2 separate regions of the Homo sapiens genome follow, and region 2 is linked to region 1. The links are chromatin loops, found by intact Hi-C in ENCODE. Cell type or tissue: sigmoid colon. All regions are shown on one strand.

Region 1 (5,000 bases):
GCCTTCCTGCCATTCCAGCAGCTCTCCCGGAACCATCGAGGTGATCGCTGCCTTCTGAGCCGTCAGCCTCACTGGCCTGTCCCTAATCCTTGCCCCTGAAGAGTCCGCTGCAGAGCTGAAGCAAGGGACACCCCCTTCAGCACCTCCTTCCCTGCCCTGGGGTCTGCGGCTGCCTCTCTGAAGCTCCCACTCTCTGGCCAGCCTCTCTTCCTGCACTTGGACGTATGTTCTCCCACGGCTGTGTTCTTGGCCCTCCTCTTGACGTACTTCTGCCTGTGAGAAACTGCAGCTCATCCAGCGATCACTATCCTGACCCCTCTGAGATAATCCCTCCTTCCTCACGCTCTCCCTCTGCCAGCGCTTTCCTCGTCATATACACCTGCATAAACCTCTCATGCCTGAAACAAAAGGTCCACCCCAGCAAGAGGGCACTCCCGCCGCCCGCTGGCCCTCCTGGGCCTCATTGCCTAGTTCTTTCTCTCCAGGTGCAGTTAAGCTTCAGGACGGAAGGGGGTACCTCCCAAGCCTTTCTGCCCTTCCTGTCCAGCCCTCAATATTGTAATCAGGTCTCCTCAACCTAGAACGCCCCCTCTCCTTCCCAGCCCCAGGTGTTTACCCTGGTTGTTTGTGTTTCTTGTTTTTCTGTGTAATGGAAGGAAGGTATCACCTGAGAGGCCTTAGGAATGACACAGGAAACCCTGCTGCCTCCATTCAGACTTGGGTGGGGTGGGGGTGGGTGGAGGCCAGCTGGCATCTCCCAGGATTTCTGAACCCTCGTGTCCCTCAGCCAGCCACCGCCATGCCCAGCTCCAGGCCTCGCCCCCGATATGGGGGAAGCTGTTGCTGCTGGATCTGACGTGCCCGTCTTCTCGCTCGGGCACCCCAGCTGGTGCGTAGCGAGGCAGTCACAGCTCACTGCAGCCTCGACCTCCTAGGCTCAAGTGATCCTCCCACCTCAGCCTCCCTGGTAACTGGGTCTATAGGTGCACACCACCATGCCTGGCTAATTTTTCACATTTTTTGTAGAAATGGGGTCTTGTTATATTGGCCAGGCTGGTCTTTAACTTCTGGCCTCAAGCAGTCCTCCAACTGCAGCCTCCCAAAGTGCTGGGATTACAGGCCTGACACTAATTTCTGCACATAGAGGTGAGGAGGCACCTCGGGTATCAGGGTAGTGAATGAGTGCCTGGACCACACAGGCCAGAGTCGAAATCTGTTCACCTGCCTTAATCTGCCACTGTTTGGCTGCTTTTAAAAAATAAATGTACATCTTTGTCTTGGATTGTCTTCCTTAATATCACATCCAAAAACTCAATACTAGCAATTTTTCAGAAGACCTCGATGTTTTGGGCAGCCCTTAGACCTCCCTGTCACTTGACCCAAATGGTGCTGGGTTGACCCCAGTCCAGCAGGGACCACCAGTGCTGTCCCCAACATGACTGGTTCCCCCTGTCTCTCCCCCCACATGCCTGGACCCCCTTCCTCTCCCTCCACATGCCTGGACCCCCTTCCTCTCCCTCCACATGCCCTGTTCCCCTTCCCCTCCCCCCCACATGCCTGGTCCCCCACCCCTACCCTCCCCGCCCTTGTCTGGTCTTCAGTGCCTCCCTGATGAGGGGCAGCTGCCCCCATTCTCCTGCGGCAGCTTCACCAGCCACACGGCTCATCCAATGGCTTGGACCTTGTTTCATTCACTAAAGCACCAGCTCTAGCACTGTGAGGTCATTATTGAGTTTGTAAGCAAAAATCTTCTTAAGGAACAGACTAATGTGTATTTAATTTTCATTATGTACCAGGTACATATTAAGACTTTTTGTTTCTTTTAATCTCAGTAATTCCTGTTTTATAGTTCCATTATCCTCATCGTGTAAGTGAAAGGTAAGTGGTGGCAGCCGGACATCAAGGTGTGAACTCGCCTGGGGCTGTACAGGGGCAGAGCCAGGGCTACGATTTGAACCGGGGTTTTCTGACCTGAGCGCTCTTCTCTTCATTACCTTCTGCCTCCTCCTTCTCACCACTTAAGTGGCTTCATGCATGCAGGGCTTTTAAAATGAGATTTTCTCAAAGAGCCGTGTGTCTGCAGGTGGCATGCGCTGGCACTGGGCTATTGGGAGGCACAGAGTTGTTCCTGGGTCTCTCCCACTGGAGAAAGCAGTGTGTTTGGCTGAGCCAGTGACACAGGGCTGCCCGGGAGCGGCACCACCACTCTTGGGACAGGTGGGCAGGCGCTGTTGATGTCCCTGGATGTTGTCCCTTCACCTGCAGTTTGTCACCAAAGCCCCGAGGGACTGTGGTAGAGACACAGCTAGTGGGGACTTCTCTGTTCGCACAGAGACTCTGCAGTTGCAGCTACATCACACTCTGGTAAATAGCGCCTCTGGCAGTGGGTTTTAATATCCACGTTGGTTGTTGAAGCAGTATATTCTAGGGGTGCCTGGGAAGACAGTCGTTTAAAATGTCTCTGCTTTTTATAGGTCAGTTTTTCTTCTTCTTTCTCACTCCCTTGCCAATTGTTGGACTTAAAGTTTGTTGGAAAGGCCCTTCCTTTATTTTGATTTGTGCCTGTGCTTTGCTCCAAGGCAGGCCACTGGGGGCATTTTTTACACCGAGGACTTGGTTGGAACCGTTAACCAGTGGCTGGCTGGTCTGTTTGTTTACAAGGCAGCCCCGCAGCCTTGTTCTGAGCTGGCTGGCTCCTAGATGTTATTTGGATTTGCTTCCTCTGGCACCAGGCCCTCCTCCAGGCAGGCGCTTGGGCAGGCTGGTGGGACTGATGGGTAGCCTTGCTGGGGACGTGTAGTCACTGTGGCGCTGCCAGCAAACTGTTCTTTCTGGAAGAGGAACGCTTGGTGCCTGGGTGTGTTCAGTGTGTTCTGTTGTGCATCAGAGCTCCCTCAGACGTCGACCGCTTCTGATTCCCTCCAGACAGCTCCCGGTGGACACGCAGGGCTATGCGGCCTGCCCTGGGGGCTATGGTGCTGAATCCTGACAAAGGCCCTCTTCTCGGGCTGTCAGAAAGGACGAGGCTGAGTCAGGCTTTAATGTAAACCATCACTCCCTGTTTTTCTATTTCTTCGTTGAAAGAAGCACTGATCATTGTGTTCACTAGAAACACCTCAAGTTTTTAAAAGGCTCCTCTCCTGTTGGTGTGACTCGAGGGCGCTGTGACATCCTGAGAAAGCGGGGACTCTGGGAGTCTGGATGTCAAGCTGGTCCCGTCTCCACCCGCCTTGAGTTCTCGGTTCTCGACAGCGCCCGTGTGATGATGATGCTCACGCTCCGGTGTGACACAGACGGCGCGGGAGCTGCACGGGAGAGTGCTTTGGAAGTGGAAGCCGCAATGTCATGTAAGCTGTTGAGTATGAATTGTATCATATTTCACAATCCACAGAGTATTCTCCCTTATGGTGTCACATTTGCTCTTACTAATAACCCAGGACTTGTCAAAGCAGACGTAGTGCATAAAACATCACTGTGTTACTGATGAGGTACCAGATGCTCCGCGTGCGGCCGTCTGGGGTGGACAGCTTCATTTATGGCAGAGCCAAACAGGAGCCCGGATCTTCTGATCCCAAATCCCGTATTATTTTCACTATTCCATGCTGCCTGCCTTCACCAACGTGAGCTGAAGTTATTACATGTTATCACTTTACTTGATGCCGTGCCGTACTTTACACGAGAACCAGCTTCCCGTTGGGGACTTTACAGAGCTTTCGGCAGGGACAGTAATGGGGGCGGCCCCTGGGAAGCTGTGCAAAGTAGCATTTGCGGCGCCACATCCCGCAGTGTTTCCTGAGGACTCGCTGTGTGCAGGGGACCGTAAGATGCCACAGAGAAATCAAGGAGGCTGCGGACACAGTGTCTGTCCTCAAGTCATTCATCATTCCCTTTCTCTGCCCCTCTGCCGTGGAAGGTTTTCAAGTAATTAAGCTGCTTGCTTATATGCAGCTTTCCTCCACGGGCCCCGCCTGTGCGTAGTCGTGCTCTGGCAGAGTCTCTGCACCTTCCTCCCTCGGGCTCCTGGGCCTGTGTCTGTCCGTCCTCCACTGTCTTGCTGTCTGCATCTTCATGGTGTAAGTCTGGCCCCTCAGCCGCCCCACAAGCCTGGCCCGGGGCCAGGCTTCCAGCCGCTGCTTCAACCCAAAGGTGGAACACCTGTTTCCTGCAGTGGAGAAGATGGGAAAGCCTTTTCTGCAGGGCTTTTACTCCCACTTCCTTCTTGTTTTCAGCCATTTTCTCTGTGCTGTTTTTCTCCTTTCTTCCTGAGACTTTCCCCTTTGACTTGTTCTTAGTCTTCTTTCTTTCTCTTTTGAACAGGTAGCGGTCTTGTTATGTTGCCCAGGATAGTCTCAAACTCCTGGCCTCAAGCGATCCTCTCGCCTCAGCTTTCCAAAGTACTGAGACTGCAGGTGTCAGCCCCATACCCAGCCAGTCTTCTCTTTTCTTTACTTTGAGTTTAGGCTTCTTGAGTTGTTTTCTTCTTCTCAGATGCTTCAGGGGGTAGCTGAGAATGTTGAAAATACTAAAGTGCAGCAGAAGCAAGGAGGCAGAGCCAGCCCTGGTTTCCCACTGATGATCAAATTTCTTTTTAGCTCAGAAATACTGGCTTATGCCTAACCCATCAAAGGTGCAGCATTGTTGGGCACAGGATGAAAAACAGACAGCCCCCACGTTTGGCTGTCAAACCACATGACCCAGAAATAGCCATCATTGTAAGAACCCCAGAGGGAGCCTTTGCTATCTTTTAATTTATTGCACAAATAATATTATAACAGTAAACAATGAAAAGGAAGAAATGAAAGAAAAATTACCCAGAATCCACTGTTTTTGCTATTCCATATTCTTCATACATTTGTCCATATATGCACATAATTTTACTTACTTGGAATTAAATATATTTTGTATTGTTTTTAATTTGAAGATCACTGATTTTATATTGCTATTGATATTTTCAAATTTAGTATTCCATCACATTTATAGACAGTATTACTTAATCATTT
Region 2 (5,000 bases), 110 kb before region 1:
GAGGAGGAGAAAAATTCCAAGTCTCAGCACAAGGCGGGTGGCTGTGAGGAGCAGATGCAGTTCACTATTGCAGAGTCGGAGCCGGAGAGGCAGAGGTGGAGGCCGCTGACGCCAGGCCAGCTCTCTAGGTCTCAGCAGAGGAGTCGCGCGGGAGCCCCAGGACTCACTCTCCTTGCTCCTAGCAGGCCTCAACTAACAACCCTTCTCCACCACGGTGTTGAGCCGTTGATGGGGGTGATATGAGCTTGTAGATGAGTTGGGGAGACCTGGTGTTTTGCACCCGTGGCAGTGGCACGCTTCTTGGGCTGTTCTGCTCTGCTTTTTATGTCCGCCGATAAGGTCGGAGAGTCTCTCCCCGGCGCTCCTATGCACATCTTGTTAAGTTTCTTCTTAGAGCTTCTGTTGCTGCTGGGAAAGGGATCCCCCACCACCCCCCGCCCCCTTTCTTAGTGGGTTCTTAGGATGGCGCATGAGAGAGTTGCTCTTTATTGCCTCCTGGTTCTCCCAGTATGGGTTTTTATCCATCCAGTGGTTCCAAGACAGTGGCTGTGATGAACGGAGTTGCCGCGAGTCTCGTGGCATTTGGACCCTGCACCGCTCGAGATTCACTGCGCTGCACACCAGGGCCTCGGTAATTCAGTCAAAACAACAGATTTAGAGGTGTACAGAAAGGGCCATTCTATTTTCCATTTTGTATATTTCATGTCTCTTTAAATCTCTTAAAGCTTAGAACACCCGTTTTTCATATGCCTTTCTAAAAACTTTTTTCCAGGCGATTTTTAGATGCTATTTATGTGTAGTAAAATGCGTAGATCTTGAGTGTTTAGTCTGATGAGTTTTGACAGTTGTATCCTCCTGCTTAATCACACTCAAAGCAAGATGGAGATCATTTCCACTCCCCAGAAAGCTCCCTCAGCCCCCTTTCCAGTCAGTTTCTCCTGGCCGAGGCCAGCCGCCTTCTGCCTCCTATCACCAGAGGCTAGTTTTGCCCATGGAACTGAACGCCCCGATGAGTTCGTCTTGTCTGCTGCACAGACAAAACCAATTCACGGAGGCTGCAATATTGTAGTAAAGAAAGAATTTAACTCAAAGCCTTGCAGGTGGAAGGACGGGAGTTTTATTATTACTCAAATCAGCCCCTCTGAGAACTCAGAGACTAGGGTTTTTATGGATAATTTGGTGGGCGGGGCTAGGGAGTGGGTGCTGCTGATTGGTTGGGGGGTGAAGTCATGGGGTGGGGAAAATGGTCTTCTGCACTGAGTCTGCCTCTGGGTGGGGCCACAGGATGGGTCCAGGTGGGGTCAGTTGGTTGCCAGAACGCAAAACTCTGAAAAACATCTCCAGTCTTAGGTTTTGTAATGTGTTGTTTTCTACAGGAGCAATTGGGGAAGTCGCAAATTTTATAACCTGGCCACGACTCCCGAGCAGCAAGGAATTATAGAAAGGCAAGCTAGGGATGATGGCTGGGTATCATTAGTGACATCTACATCTTAGCAGAATTCAGGCCCCTCACATAATCCTAATCTCATGGCCTTTCATAGTCTTACAAAGGTGGTTTCAGTCCCTGAACCAGGAGGGGACCAGTTTTAGGGAGGGACTGTTATCATCCTTGCTTTAAAGTTCAACTGCAAACTAAATTCCTCCCATGGTTAGCTGTGCCTGCATCCGGGAATGGGTGAGGGCAGCCGCCTGTGAGGTTAGGAGGGAGGTGGAATCAGCCTTGCCAGCCTTTTCTCCCTGTCATAATCTTGCCCAGGTGGCCTCACTTATTTTTTACCTTTTTCTACAGTGACCACATGTGATGTATTCTTTTGCTCTTGCGTTTGGCCTCGTTCACTCAGGGTGAGGCTTCTGAGACTCGTCCGGGCGGCAGCTCATTGCTGGGTGTCCCGGAGCCTGCACATCCACGCAGGGTGCATCCACCCTCCCTCTCCCACAGGTTCACGCTGCACCTGTTTCCAGTGACTGGCTTTTAGGGATAAAGCTGCCATGAGTGTTGGGGTGCAAGTCTTGTGTGGACCATATATTTTTATTTCTCTTGAGTGTATGGGATTGCAGGTCATTGGGTGGTTGTATGTTTCCAGTTACATTTTGCAAGCCACTCTAAATTGACAAAAATGACAAAAATCATCTCTTTCTTTGCAAAGCCAGGCAATCTGCAGAGGAATCTTTATTTACAGTTTCCTCCAGCACTCTGGAGACATGGAAGCGTAGGCATCAGTGAGCTGGGAGGTATTTGGTTGTCTTTGAATGAATTATTAGGTGAGATATTGACATTATTTCCCCTCAAACAGTCCACATTCCTGAATGGCAGGGAGTGAAGGCAGCCTGTGCTTATGTTTGTGCTTATTATGGAGTGTGCACGTGGATCTATTTACCGTGTGGAAAATAATAGAATGAATTGCTTTTACACATTACTGGGCTTAAGAAATGGAAGGTGACATAGCCTTTGAAACCCCCTCTGAGCCCCTCCCCAGTCACAGTCCCCTCTGTCTTCCTGAGCTCACCCTGTCCTGATTGGGCCTTGTGCCTTCCTCTGCTTGAGACTGGTTCTGTGCGTGTGCGTGTGTGCAAGCAGGTGTGTGCACAAGATGGGCTGGCCTGCCCTGCTTTGGCACGGAAGCATCCTCCGCTGGGTGTTTGTTCTGAGGCTCATCTCACAAGGATCTGGGTCCTCAGGCTCCCACTGCTCTGCATCTTCCCCGTGACAGCCGCGTGGGCATTTGCTCTTGACCCTGTGGTGGCTGAGACAGAAACCTTGGAGGAGTCACTCACTTCTGTTGGAGCAAAATGCAGGCCTCCTCCAGGGCTGCGTCTGGGAGGGACTTGGGTGGTGGAGTGTTTATGACTTAGCGCAGAGGGCTCTTACGTGCAAACCATCTTGGCTGTGGAGCGCCCTGTTGCCTGGAAGGTCTGCCTTCTCATGGGGGCTGGGCTTCCAGACTCCTGAAATGTGCTGTGAGGCTTCCTATTCTTTCTTAATGATTAAAAATACGATTTCTTCTTTAATGCCCAGCACAAATGCATTTAGCTGTGTTTATTTTTTTCCCTAAGTAACAGAAGCAATCCTGAGAAAATAATTCTTACACTCAGTATTGATTCTCTGCTTCATGTGCTAGGGTGTTCCCCCTCCCACTGAAGTTGCTGCTGCTTCACCCTCTCCTCCTCGATGGCCTACCATCCTGCAGCCTCGCTCCCTGCGCCTGCCCCCTTCTCCTTCTCCTCCTTCCCCTTTCAGTGCTTGCTCTTCCCTCCTTTCCTTCTTCTCTTCCTCACCCCACTCTTCCCCCTTTTCTCCTCCTGCCTCTCTTTCCACCTCCTCCTCCGTCCCTGCTGGTCTCCTAAGAAGCACTTAGTAGCACTCAGAATCCTTGACCTTGGCAGGCTTGGGAAGTGTTGGTTAATGAAGGGATGTGAAGACGAAGGGAGTCTGAGTCTCCAAAGGAATCATGGCTGTTGGGAGTTTGCTTGATTAGGAGATGGGCCGTTTATTACAATGTGAGTTGTTAACTCTAAAGTGCCTGAGATAAATTTATAGTGTTTATTTGCTTCAGAAGGAGTTGGATTTTTTCTTACAAAGTGAAATATACTTTTCTAAATTTTATGTTTATATAAACATAATTTATGTTGTTATAGTTTTAATCTGCATTACTCCTCAAAAGGAACAAAAATGTTTTGGCTTTTTTCTCCCTGAGCTGCAGAGACCTTTTTCTCCTGCTTCTGTCCTCTGTATTCTCCCCACCCCTTTCTCCCTCCTTTCTTCCCTCTTTTTAATCTGTCAATTAAAATATTTGAAAGGATATCACTGAGATCTTTGGGCAAGGACTTTACCTGTTTTTGCTGTTGTCAACCGAGGGTGCGGTGGCTCCTCCCACCTGCTGTCTCTGGTTTTTACTGGGCTTCCTCTCCATTATCCTAATTAGGTGGTTTGCCGGTTGTTACACATCAAAGACCTGAGTTTCCTGGCGAGGAGGGAGGGAGGCATGGGAGCCCCTCATTACCGGCGTGCATCCTAACCACACTGCTTGTTTTCTTCTTGAGAAAATTTTTTTCTTTTCTTTTCCCTTTCCTTTCCTTTCCTTTCCTTTCCTTTCCTTTCCTTTCCTTTCCTTTCCTTTCCTTTCCTTTCCTTTCCTTTCCTTTCCTTTCCTTTCCTTTCCTTTCCTTTCCTTTCCTTTCCTTTCCTTTCCTTTCCTTTCCTTTCCTTTCCTTTCCTTTCCTTTCCTTTCCTTTCCATGTCCTTTCCTTTCCTTTCCATGTCCTTTCCTTTCCTTTTCCTTTCCCCTTTCCTTTCCTGACAGAGTCTCGTTCTGTCACCCAGGCTGGAGTGCAGTGGCGTGATCTCGGCTCACTGCAACCTCCGCCTCCCAGGTTCACGCCATTCTCCTACCTCAGCCTCCCGAGTAGCTGGGACTACAGGCGCCCGCCACCATGCCCGGCTAATTTTTTTGTATTTTTAGTAGAGATGGGGTTTCACCGTGTTAGCCAGGATGGTCTCGATCTCCTGACCTCGTGATCCGCCCACTTTGGCCTCCCACAGCTGGGATTACAGGCGTGAGCCACCGCGCCCGGCCCCCCAAAAATTTTTCTTTAGAAATGATATAAAGTATGAAGAACTCTTGGAAGATCTTCGTCGGAAAGATGAAGGAAGTCTTGTTTGTCTCGTAACCCTGGAGGCCACTGAGTATCTCTCCCTCCCATCTGCCTGTGCCCGTGTATCCTGCGTCTGTTGTGAAATGTTTACCATGCCTTGACTGGGACTTGTGGGCTGAGCAGGGAGGACAAACGTTTTATTTTTAGTGACTGTCCCTCAAAGAGCTATACTTTCGATGCCTTTCAATATGAAATAGTAAAAATCTTGCCATTTGATATTACCTAAAATATTACTCTTCTCCAAAGTTGGTTTGCCAAAATAAATTATGTTTATTATCTACTCTTTCTCCTTGATATTATCTAAAATATTATTCTTCTCCAAAGTTGGTTTGCCAAAATAAATTACG

Evidence for each region. Hi-C counts contacts between places; a loop is a spot of excess contacts. Peaks named below come from ENCODE experiments on the same cell type or tissue, not always from the same donor. Only the 100,000 strongest peaks of a DNase experiment are listed, where the experiment ranks them.
Region 2: a loop joins it to region 1, with 2.3 times the contacts of the local background. A loop is called at or near these places in 8 of 110 quality-filtered maps.

The regions. Positions count from the first base shown.
Region 1 is chr17:80,770,980-80,775,979 of GRCh38, forward strand. The region is part of intron 6 of RPTOR (regulatory associated protein of MTOR complex 1); the gene reads left to right. Among named protein-coding and RNA genes, the nearest start is that of CHMP6, 220 kb to the right of the region's middle. RefSeq lists an enhancer at 4,169-4,238. In sigmoid colon, no CTCF peak of the experiment used is centred here; DNase peaks (open chromatin) are centred at 2,352, 2,762, 3,252, 3,822 and 1 weaker place; H3K27ac peaks cover 434 bases.
Region 2 is chr17:80,661,269-80,666,268 of GRCh38, forward strand. The region is part of intron 3 of RPTOR (regulatory associated protein of MTOR complex 1); the gene reads left to right. Among named protein-coding and RNA genes, the nearest start is that of RPTOR, 120 kb to the left of the region's middle. RefSeq lists enhancers at 1-138, 139-639. In sigmoid colon, no CTCF peak of the experiment used is centred here; a DNase peak (open chromatin) is centred at 2,833; H3K27ac peaks cover 1,271 bases.